Regions from separate parts of the Homo sapiens genome. Here region 2 is linked to region 1. A link is an interaction called in ENCODE POLR2A ChIA-PET data of the cell type or tissue named here. Cell type or tissue: Panc1. All regions are shown on one strand. Links, peaks and the distances in the headings refer to the core of each region. The heading gives the core; the rest is flanking DNA. Region 1 overlaps APBB2 (amyloid beta precursor protein binding family B member 2). Region 2 overlaps UCHL1-DT (UCHL1 divergent transcript).

Region 1 (4,397 bases), core at 269-4,268:
AGCTGGGCACAGTGGCTCACACCTATAATCCCAGCACTTTGGGAGGCTGAGGTGGCTTCTGCTTGAGCCCAGGAGTTCGAGACCAGCTTGGGCAAAATGGCAAGACCCTGTTTCTACAAAAAAATTTAAAAATTAGCTGGGCATGGTGGCACACGCCTGTAGTCCCAGCTACTCAGGAGGCTGAGGTGAGAGGATGAGGCAGGAGAATGGCTTGACTGGGAGGCAGAGGCTACAGTGAGCTGAGGTGCGCCACTGCACTCCAGCCTGGGTGACAGAGTGAAACCTGTCTCAAAAAAAAAAAAAAAAAAAAAAAAGAAAAGAAAAGAAAAGAAAAAAGAAAACAAAAATTCCCACCAGTACTTAGTTAAGGGGATTTCAGAGTCCCAATGAGGAGGGAGGAAACTTCCATTTCCAGCGCTCTGATGTAACCACAGGTGCTTTATTATTAGTTACCTAACTTAATTTAGTTCAATTTTCACAACCCAGTGAACCCAGTGAAAGAGGGACTCTGCATCTTTTTTAAGTGTCCATACAAAACATTGGAAACATTTTGACCATGAAAGGACTTGAACCCTCAATCTTCTGACCCAAAGTGAGATGTCTTTTCCCTTAGGCCACATGGTCTCCTCTCTCCCATTTTTGAGATAAGCAAACAGACTCCTGGCAAATTTAAGGTTTCCTAAAACAGAGGTGGCAGAAAGGAGTGTCCCACACATGCACTTATTGAGAGTGTGTGTATATACATGTACATATGCATGTATATATGTGCACACGGGTATATATGCATGTATATGTAAATATGCATATATACACACATATATGCATGTCTATATGTGTATATGTAGATGGATCTAGGTACAGATAGACATACATGCAAAGGACTCAGCTAGAGACTTCCTTTTACATATCTTGTTCAATCAACTTAATCCACATATCAACACATGAGGCAGATATTATTATTGCCATTTCACAGATGAGGAAACTGAGGTACAGGGTAGTTGTTAAGACTGAATCGTGTCCCCTCCCCAATTCCTATGCTTAAGTCCTAACCCCCAATGTGACTGTATTTGGAGAAAGGGTCTTTAATGCAGTAATTAAGTTAAATGAGCTCTAACAATGGGGCTCTACTCCAATAGGACTGATATGCTTTATTTAATTTAATTTAATATATTACATATATATATATATATATATATATATATATATTTTTTTTTTTTTTTTTTTTTAGACAGAGTCTCACTCTGTCACCCAGGCTGGAGTGCAGTGGCTCACTACAACCTCCGCCTCCTGAGTTCAAGCAATGATCCTGTCTCAGCCTCCCAAGTAGCTGGGATTACAGGTGTGTGCTACCAAGCCTGGCTGATTTTTGTATTTTTAGTAGAGATGGGGTTTCGCCCTGTTGGTTAGGCTGGTCTTGAATTCCTGACCTCAGGTGATCTGCCCACCTTGGCCTCCCAAAATGATGGGATTACAGGTGTGAGCCACTGTGCCTGACCCTTTTTTTTTTTTTTTTTTTTTGAGACAGGGTCTTGCTCTGTTTTCCAGGCTAGGGTGAAATGGCGCGATCTTAGCTCACTGCAGCCTTCACCTTTTGGGCTCAGCCTCCCCTGAGTAGACGGGACTACAAGTGTGCACCACCATGCCTGCTAATTAAAAAAAGGTGGGTTTTTTTTTTGTAGAAATGGAGTTTCACCATGTTGCCCAGGCTGGTCTGGAACTCCTGGGCTCAAGCCATTTGCTCACCTTGGCCTCCCAAAGTGCTGGGATTACAGGCGTGAGCCACTGTGCCCAGGTGTGTGTCTGTGTGGTGTGTGTGTGTGTATGTGTGTATGTGTATGTGGTGTGTGTGTGTGGCATATGTGTATGGTGTGGGTGTGTGTGGTGTGTGTGTGGCATATGTGTGTGTGTATGTGTCTGTGTGTGTGTGTGGTATCCTTATAAGAGGAGGAAGAGACAGCAGGGAGGCGCCCACACAGAGAATAGGCCATGTAAGGACAGAACAAAAAGGCGGCCAGCACAAACCCGGGAGAGCGGCCCCAGGGGAAGCCAAACCTGCTTTCACAGTGACCTTGGGCTCCCAGCCTCCATAACTGTGAGAAAAGAACGTTTCTGTAGTTGAAGCCACCTCGTCTGTGGTATTTTGTTATGGCAGCCCCAGCCAACAAACACACGGTGGTGTATACACTTCAGGTAACCATGAGCATATGGCAGAGCTGGCAGTGAAGCCTGAGTTTGTGTCCTGACACATTCCTGTCACCGCGCCTTGCTGCCTCCTAGGTGCGGCAACAATGCTGGCTTTCCTGACGGAGAGAGGGAGGCCGGCATCCCCAGGCCACACCTATAATGCCTCTCACCCCATACACGTGTGCACAACACGCCTCCTCCCCTCCTCACAATCTTGGGTGCACCCAGTAGCTACACCCGGCTGGCACCGGAGCCCAGGGAGGCCAGCCCCACTCTAAAGAGGCCCCGAAGAATTCAAGGCCTCCTAGGAGTACCCTGAGGAGAAGAAAATAATCCCTCAATGGGGAGTGAGTACTTCAAAGCCCACCAGCTCTACGTTTATAGCTTTGGGCTGGTCCCGAGGCTTCTCAGAAGTACCTCAGAGCCGACAATGGGGGAGCCCGCCACTGCAGGAACCAAAAGCCCTGAGGTAGTGTGGGTGCCCTTGTGCAAACTGTCCACTAGGGGGCACCATCACCCAACACCTGCTAACAGATCACTGGAGGCAAGGAGGCCTATGGAGGCAAAGGAAATGCCCAGGGAACCGACTAACTGCCTGCTAGCTGCGTCCTCCTCCCTCCAGGCCACAGCACTGCTCTCCACACTGTTTTCCAGAGGTGTAGCACTCTTAGGTCCAGGGGCAACCTGCAGAGGAGCCCAGTGTGGGGCTGAGGCCTCTGGGCCTCCCCTGTCACAGTGGCCCTGCTCTTGCCCTTACACAGAAGGGCTTCTGCTACTAAAGAAAGGCCGGTGCACCATGCAATCACCATTATTTGCAATGCCTGCCCCACAGCGACTCTCATTAACCTGCTGAGCAGGTTCAATCATCAGCACGTTATGAACAAGTCATACAAATCTAAAAATATCAACCAGAAATGCCAACTTATTAATTTACGGAGAGAAACGCCAAGTGTCAGTCGACTGCATGTTCAGGTTGGCTAATGAAAGGGTTTGCTCTCTGCAGGAAACCCACTCCAGTTTTCAATCCCCAGGCCACTGCAGGCTGACAAACAACGATGCAGGCAGAGGAACCTGACAATCAGCATCCTAACAGCCAGGATTCTTGACGATTCTTCACTCATGCCAGAGACACGCCTCCGGGTTGTGATTTAGTACAGAAACAGTTAATTGCATTAGTCATTTCCTGCCCAGGAACCAGGCTGGCATTATGAGTCCTATTTTTATCAATGGAAAATTTGAGCAGAGGTGGGTTCAACCGAGAGACGTAGCACAATGTTTCCAGAATGTCATGGAACAAATTAAGTGTATGTTTACTTAAAGATGAACTTGCAGGCATATCTCATTAGACATATGTAATCTGATAATCACTTATAATCATCATGATACTAGCAGTGACTATTTATCGAGGGCTCACTCTGTGCTGAGTGTTTTATATACAAGTCTGGTCTTGGCAGGGAAAGCATGAAGGTGGGCGCTGACATTTACACATCACTTGCCACAAGCTGCATGCTTTACAACATGTAGCACAACATGTTTTCACAACAACACTACAAAGTAGGTGCTGTATTTCTTATTTTCTAAATGAGAAACTGAGGTTCAGGGAACTTAGTTGAATTGTCTAATGTCACAATGTAAATAAACAGCAGAGCTAGATTTGATCTGAGGTTCACCGCAACCTCTGTCTCCCAGTTTCAAGTGATGGTCTCCTGCCGCATCCTCCCTAGTAGCGGGGATTACAGGCACCCACCACCATGCCTGGCTAATTTTTTTTTTTTTTTTTTGTAATTTTAGTAGAGACAGGGTTTTACCATGTTGGCCAGGCTGGCCTCGAACTCCTGACTTCAGGTGATCCGCCGCCTCGGCCTCCTAAAGTGCACTAGTCTTTTTTTTAATTTTTAGAGAGGGGTCTTGCTTTGTTGCCCAGGTTGGAGTGCAGTGGTAAGATCATGGCTCATTGCAGCCTCAATCTTCTGGGCTCAAGTGATCCTCCAACCTCAGCCTCCCGAGTAGCTGGGACTACAGGCTACGCACTACCATACCCGGCTAATTTTTTCTTTTTTTGTAGAGACGGGGTCTCACTGTGCTACCCAGGCTGGTCTTCAACTCCTGGGCTCAACAGATCCACCTGCTCCAGTCTCCCAAAGTGCTAGGATTACAGGCATGAGCCACTGGGCCCAGCTCCCAGCCCTAGTCTTGATTCCCCATTCTCTGCT
Region 2 (4,397 bases), core at 68-4,067, 320 kb after region 1:
TCATACTGGATAGGGTGGGCCCCAATCCAATATGGCTGGTAGTCTTATAAGAAGACAACTACGTGAAGACACAGGAAGAATGCCCCCAGGAAAATGGAGGCAAAGATTAGAGCGATCCATTTATAAGCCAAGGGACACTAAAGATTGCTGGCTGTCAAAAGAAGCTAAGAGAGAGGCATGGAATAGACATGACCTCAGAGCCCTCAGTAGGAACCAACCTGCTGACATTCATTTTTATTTCAAACTTCTAGCATCCAGAACTGCAAGGGAATAGACTTTCGTTTTGTGTGCTTTGTTATGGCAGCCCTAGGAAACTAATACACTATTCATTCCAAATAAATACCTTTATAAATAGTTAAAAATTATACAGGAAATTTTTTTTAAGACAGTGTTTCACTCTTGTTGCCCAGGCTGGAGTGCAATGATGCAATATCAGCTCACTGCAACCTCTGCCACCTGGGTTCAGGCGATTCTCCTGCCTCAGCCTCCCGAGTAGCTGGGATCACAGGCATCCACCACCATGCCAAGCTAATTTTTGTATTTTTAGTAGAGACGGGGTTACACCATGTTGGCCAGGCTAGTCTCGAACTCCTGAGCTCAGGTGATCCACCTGACTCCACCTCCCCAAGTGCTGGGATTACAGGCGTGAGCCGCCTCGCCCAGCCAGGAAAATGTTCATTAACCTAAACTAATATCTATAAACTTTAGAGACAGTCAGAGGTGTCAAAGACAAAATAATGAAGTCCAAATAATTCTTGCAAAATGTTACTTTCTTTTTCTGTGATGACATATTGACTGCACTTTAAAAACTCCCTAGGTCCAAAAAGTGACTTTACCTCCAACTTATTTCAGTATTGATTTTGTGAAAATATGTAGAACGAACACGAAATCTGATAAATGGATCCTTCAAATGTGATTGCAATAACAAGAGGCACAATACATGTCTCAAGTTTTGGAGTACAATCTCCCCATAGGTATTGGCCTCAGACAATCTTCTATATTTCAAATATAACTAATCCTATTGCCAGGAGCTTGGGGGAAGGGGGGAATAGGGAGTTACTGTTTTATGGATACAGAATTTCAGTTTTGCAAGGTGAAAAGAGTTCTGGAGATGGATGATGTTGATGGTTGCACAATAGGAATGTACTTAATGCTGCTGAACTGTACACTTAAAAATGATTAAGATAGTCAATTTTAGGCCGGGTGCGGTGGCTCATGCCTGTAATCCCAGCACTCTGGGAGGCCGAGGCGGGCAGATCACGACGAGGTCAGGAGATGAAGACCATCCTGGCTAACACGGTGAAACCCCGTCTCTACTAAAAATACAAACAAATTAGCTGGGTGTGCTGGCGGGCTCCTGTACTCCCAGCTACTCAGGAGGCTAAGGCAGGAGAATGGCGTGAACCTGGGAGGCGGAGCTTGCAGTGAGCCGAGATTGCGCCACTGCACTTCAGCCTGGGTGACAGAGCGAGACTCCGCTTCAAGAAAAAAAGGAAAAAAAAGATAGTCAATTTTGTTACATGTATTTTACCACAATGTTAAAAAATAAAAAAATGTAAAAAGTAAGCCAAGCTGGAAAAAAATGTATATATAATTAATGTTCCATCACTGCATTTGAGAACATAGGTACATAGTTCATACAATAATCTATGTTTACAAAGTAATTCTCATTTTTTTAAATTGAGGTTGGCGATGACCCGCCATATTAGGGCACCTCAAGGCATAGGGCTAGAGCAGGCCAGAGCAAAAGAGAAAATGCAACTCAAGAGTCCAGGAGTATTCCCTAATCCAATACGGCTGGTATTCTTTTTTTTTTTTTTTTTTTTTTGAGACGGAATCTTGCTCTGTTGCCCAGGCTGCAGTGCAATGACGTGATCTCGGCTCACCGCAACCTCTGCCTCCCAGGTTCAAGCTATTCTCCTGCCTCAGCCCCCCGAGTAGCTGGGATTACAGGCACGCACCACCACACCCACTAATGTTTTTGTATTTTTAGTAGAGACGGGGTTTCACCATATTGGTCAGGCTGGCCTCGAACTCCTGACCTCGTGATCCGCCTGCCTTGGCCTCCCAAAGTGCTGGAATTATAGGCGTGAGCCACTGGGCCCGGCCATGGCTGGTATTCTTATAAGAAGAATATAAGAGGCTGGTGATGACGAGGACTAGAGGATCAAGGTGATATCATCAGAACTGGATCTTTCTCCAGCTCCATGTCCTGCCTCTCTTTTCTGTCTGAGCTGAATTACCCTCTTGCAGGGCCCCTTTCCACAGTGGCTCTAGGTCCTCAGAGTGGTTAAATTCCTGCTTGAGACAAAAGACCTGCCTTCCTTGATTCTTCCTGACTAAACAGATCCTAAGAACTGGGAGTCAGTCTCTCTTTCTTAAACTGAGTTCTTTATACCATGGGAACATACAACACATTCTAGGAATTATTGGAAATCACAGGATAAACCTACATCCTCCTGGAGTGACAAATGTGTTAGGAAATTTGGAGAAAATACTTGATATTAGAACATATATATAGACCAGGCACGGTGGCTCACGCCTGTAATCCCAGCACTTTAGGAGGCCAGGGCAGGCGGATCACCTGAGGTCAGGAGTTCAATACCCTGGCCAACATGGTGAAACCCCGTCTCTACTAAACATACAAAAATTAGCTGGGCATGGCGGCGGGCGCCTGTAATCCCAGCTACTCAGGAGGTTGAGGCAGGAGAATAGCTTGAACCCGGGAGGCAAAGGTTTCAGTGAGCCAAGATCGCGCCACTGTACTCCAGCCTGGGTAATACAGCGAGACTCCGTCTCAAAAACAAAAACAAAGACAAAAATACACACACACACATACACACACATATATAATGAAGTAGACTAAAAAGTGGGCAAAAGTTTTTTAGATGAAACACAAGATGTCAAAAGGCACATTTCTCCGGAGGCAGGCAACTGGGGACCTCTGGAGCTCAAAGTTCTGCTGTAAGGGGTAGGTTAGAGGGAAAGCACAATGGGAAAGCTGGATGAGCAGACTTTGTGATGGCTGCTTTGAACCAGAGAGGAAGACAGGCTCCATCCCGCAGGCCAAGCAAGAAAAGGAGAAAACCTGGAGCAAGCCTGGGCCTTCATAGTTCCATGAAACGAACCTATGATAGGCTTTTGTACTTTCCCGTGTAGTAACTAACATGCTTGAGGGCTTCCTATTTGCTAAACGTTGTGCATATATGAATTCACTTAATCCCAGAGGCATTCTGTGAGGTGGGTACTGTGAGTATTCATATTTTCCATATGGGAAAAATGAAATTCAGAGAGGTACAATAACTTTCCTAAGGCAACTGGAAAAATATGTGAGTATCTTCATCTCTTTCCACATTTTGTGTCTTCTCCATTTTGTGCTAATAGAATGTAGGACATACAAAAATAGAGAGATCCAGGAACTTGTTATCTCTAAAATAAAATGTCACTGAAGTCAAAAACAGCTAAAATCAATGCTTGAATTAGAACATCTCATTTCCTACCTCTTATCCTAATGTTCATTTTTATACTTTTGTTCTCTTGATTTCATGTTTTTCAACTGGATGTTTTAATAGTAAACTTTGACTTCCTTCTTTACTACATCTATCTGTCTGCCTGCCTGTCTGTCTGTCTGTCCGTCCGTCTGTCCATCCGTCCATCCGTCCATCCATCCATCCAACTATCTATCTCAAAAGACACATTTTTTCTGAGGCAGGCACTTGAAGGCCTCCAGAGGTCAAGGTTCTTCTGCTGTAAGGGGTAGTTTAGTGGGAAAGTTTGATGGAAGAGCTTGGTGAGCAGAGTCGGTGATGGCTGCTTTCAACGTATATATTTCTCTCTTATAACCTATATAAATGTTGCCCTGTGTATAACCTCTTTGGCCTGGTATGCTACATAAAAATAGAGAAACATATGAACAAATAAATAAAAGATAAGTTTGACAATATTAGAGCTCTGAACAAGCAGGTTTCATGAGTACAGAGGTCATAAAGAATCTCTTTATAAAGGTTGTATTTTTTTATGTCTTTATTAATTTTCTAGGTTCCATGTACACAGTTCATTTTCCTCTAAAAAAATTCCAATGTTGTTTCAGTGTCTCATAAATACAAGCTCAAATCTATAATTTGGAAACTTTTAGGAGAAAAGATTAAGGCTGGCTATGCCTCATCAATAGCATTATTTTTTTTTAATGTTTAGTACTTTGTTCTTACTCTGCTGTGTTGCTGGGCGTACATCTGGGAATAGGAGGCTTATAGAGCCAGACTCTAAAGATGATTTCTATTCCTTTCTGACTTAAATGTTTTTTCTTTCTCTCTATTTCTCTCTTTCCCCCACCTTTCTTTCTTTCTTTTTTGAAACAGGGTCTCACTCTGTCACCCAGGCTGGGGTACACTGGCGTG

What was found. Peaks named below come from ENCODE experiments on the same cell type or tissue, not always from the same donor. Only the 100,000 strongest peaks of a DNase experiment are listed, where the experiment ranks them.
Region 2: POLR2A ChIA-PET joins it to region 1 with 8 read pairs; 7 of 35 experiments call an interaction of 5 or more read pairs at or near these places.

The regions. Positions count from the first base shown.
Region 1 is chr4:40,906,175-40,910,571 of GRCh38, forward strand. The region is part of intron 10 of APBB2 (amyloid beta precursor protein binding family B member 2); the gene reads right to left. Among named protein-coding and RNA genes, the nearest start is that of NSUN7, 160 kb to the left of the region's middle. In Panc1, for the core only: CTCF peaks have their summits at 2,687 (motif pointing right) and 2,888; DNase peaks (open chromatin) are centred at 2,707 and 3,407; H3K27ac peaks cover 453 bases.
Region 2 is chr4:41,224,915-41,229,311 of GRCh38, forward strand. The region is part of intron 1 of UCHL1-DT (UCHL1 divergent transcript); the gene reads right to left. Among named protein-coding and RNA genes, the nearest start is that of APBB2, 13 kb to the left of the region's middle. In Panc1, for the core only: no CTCF peak of the experiment used is centred there; no DNase peak of the experiment used is centred there.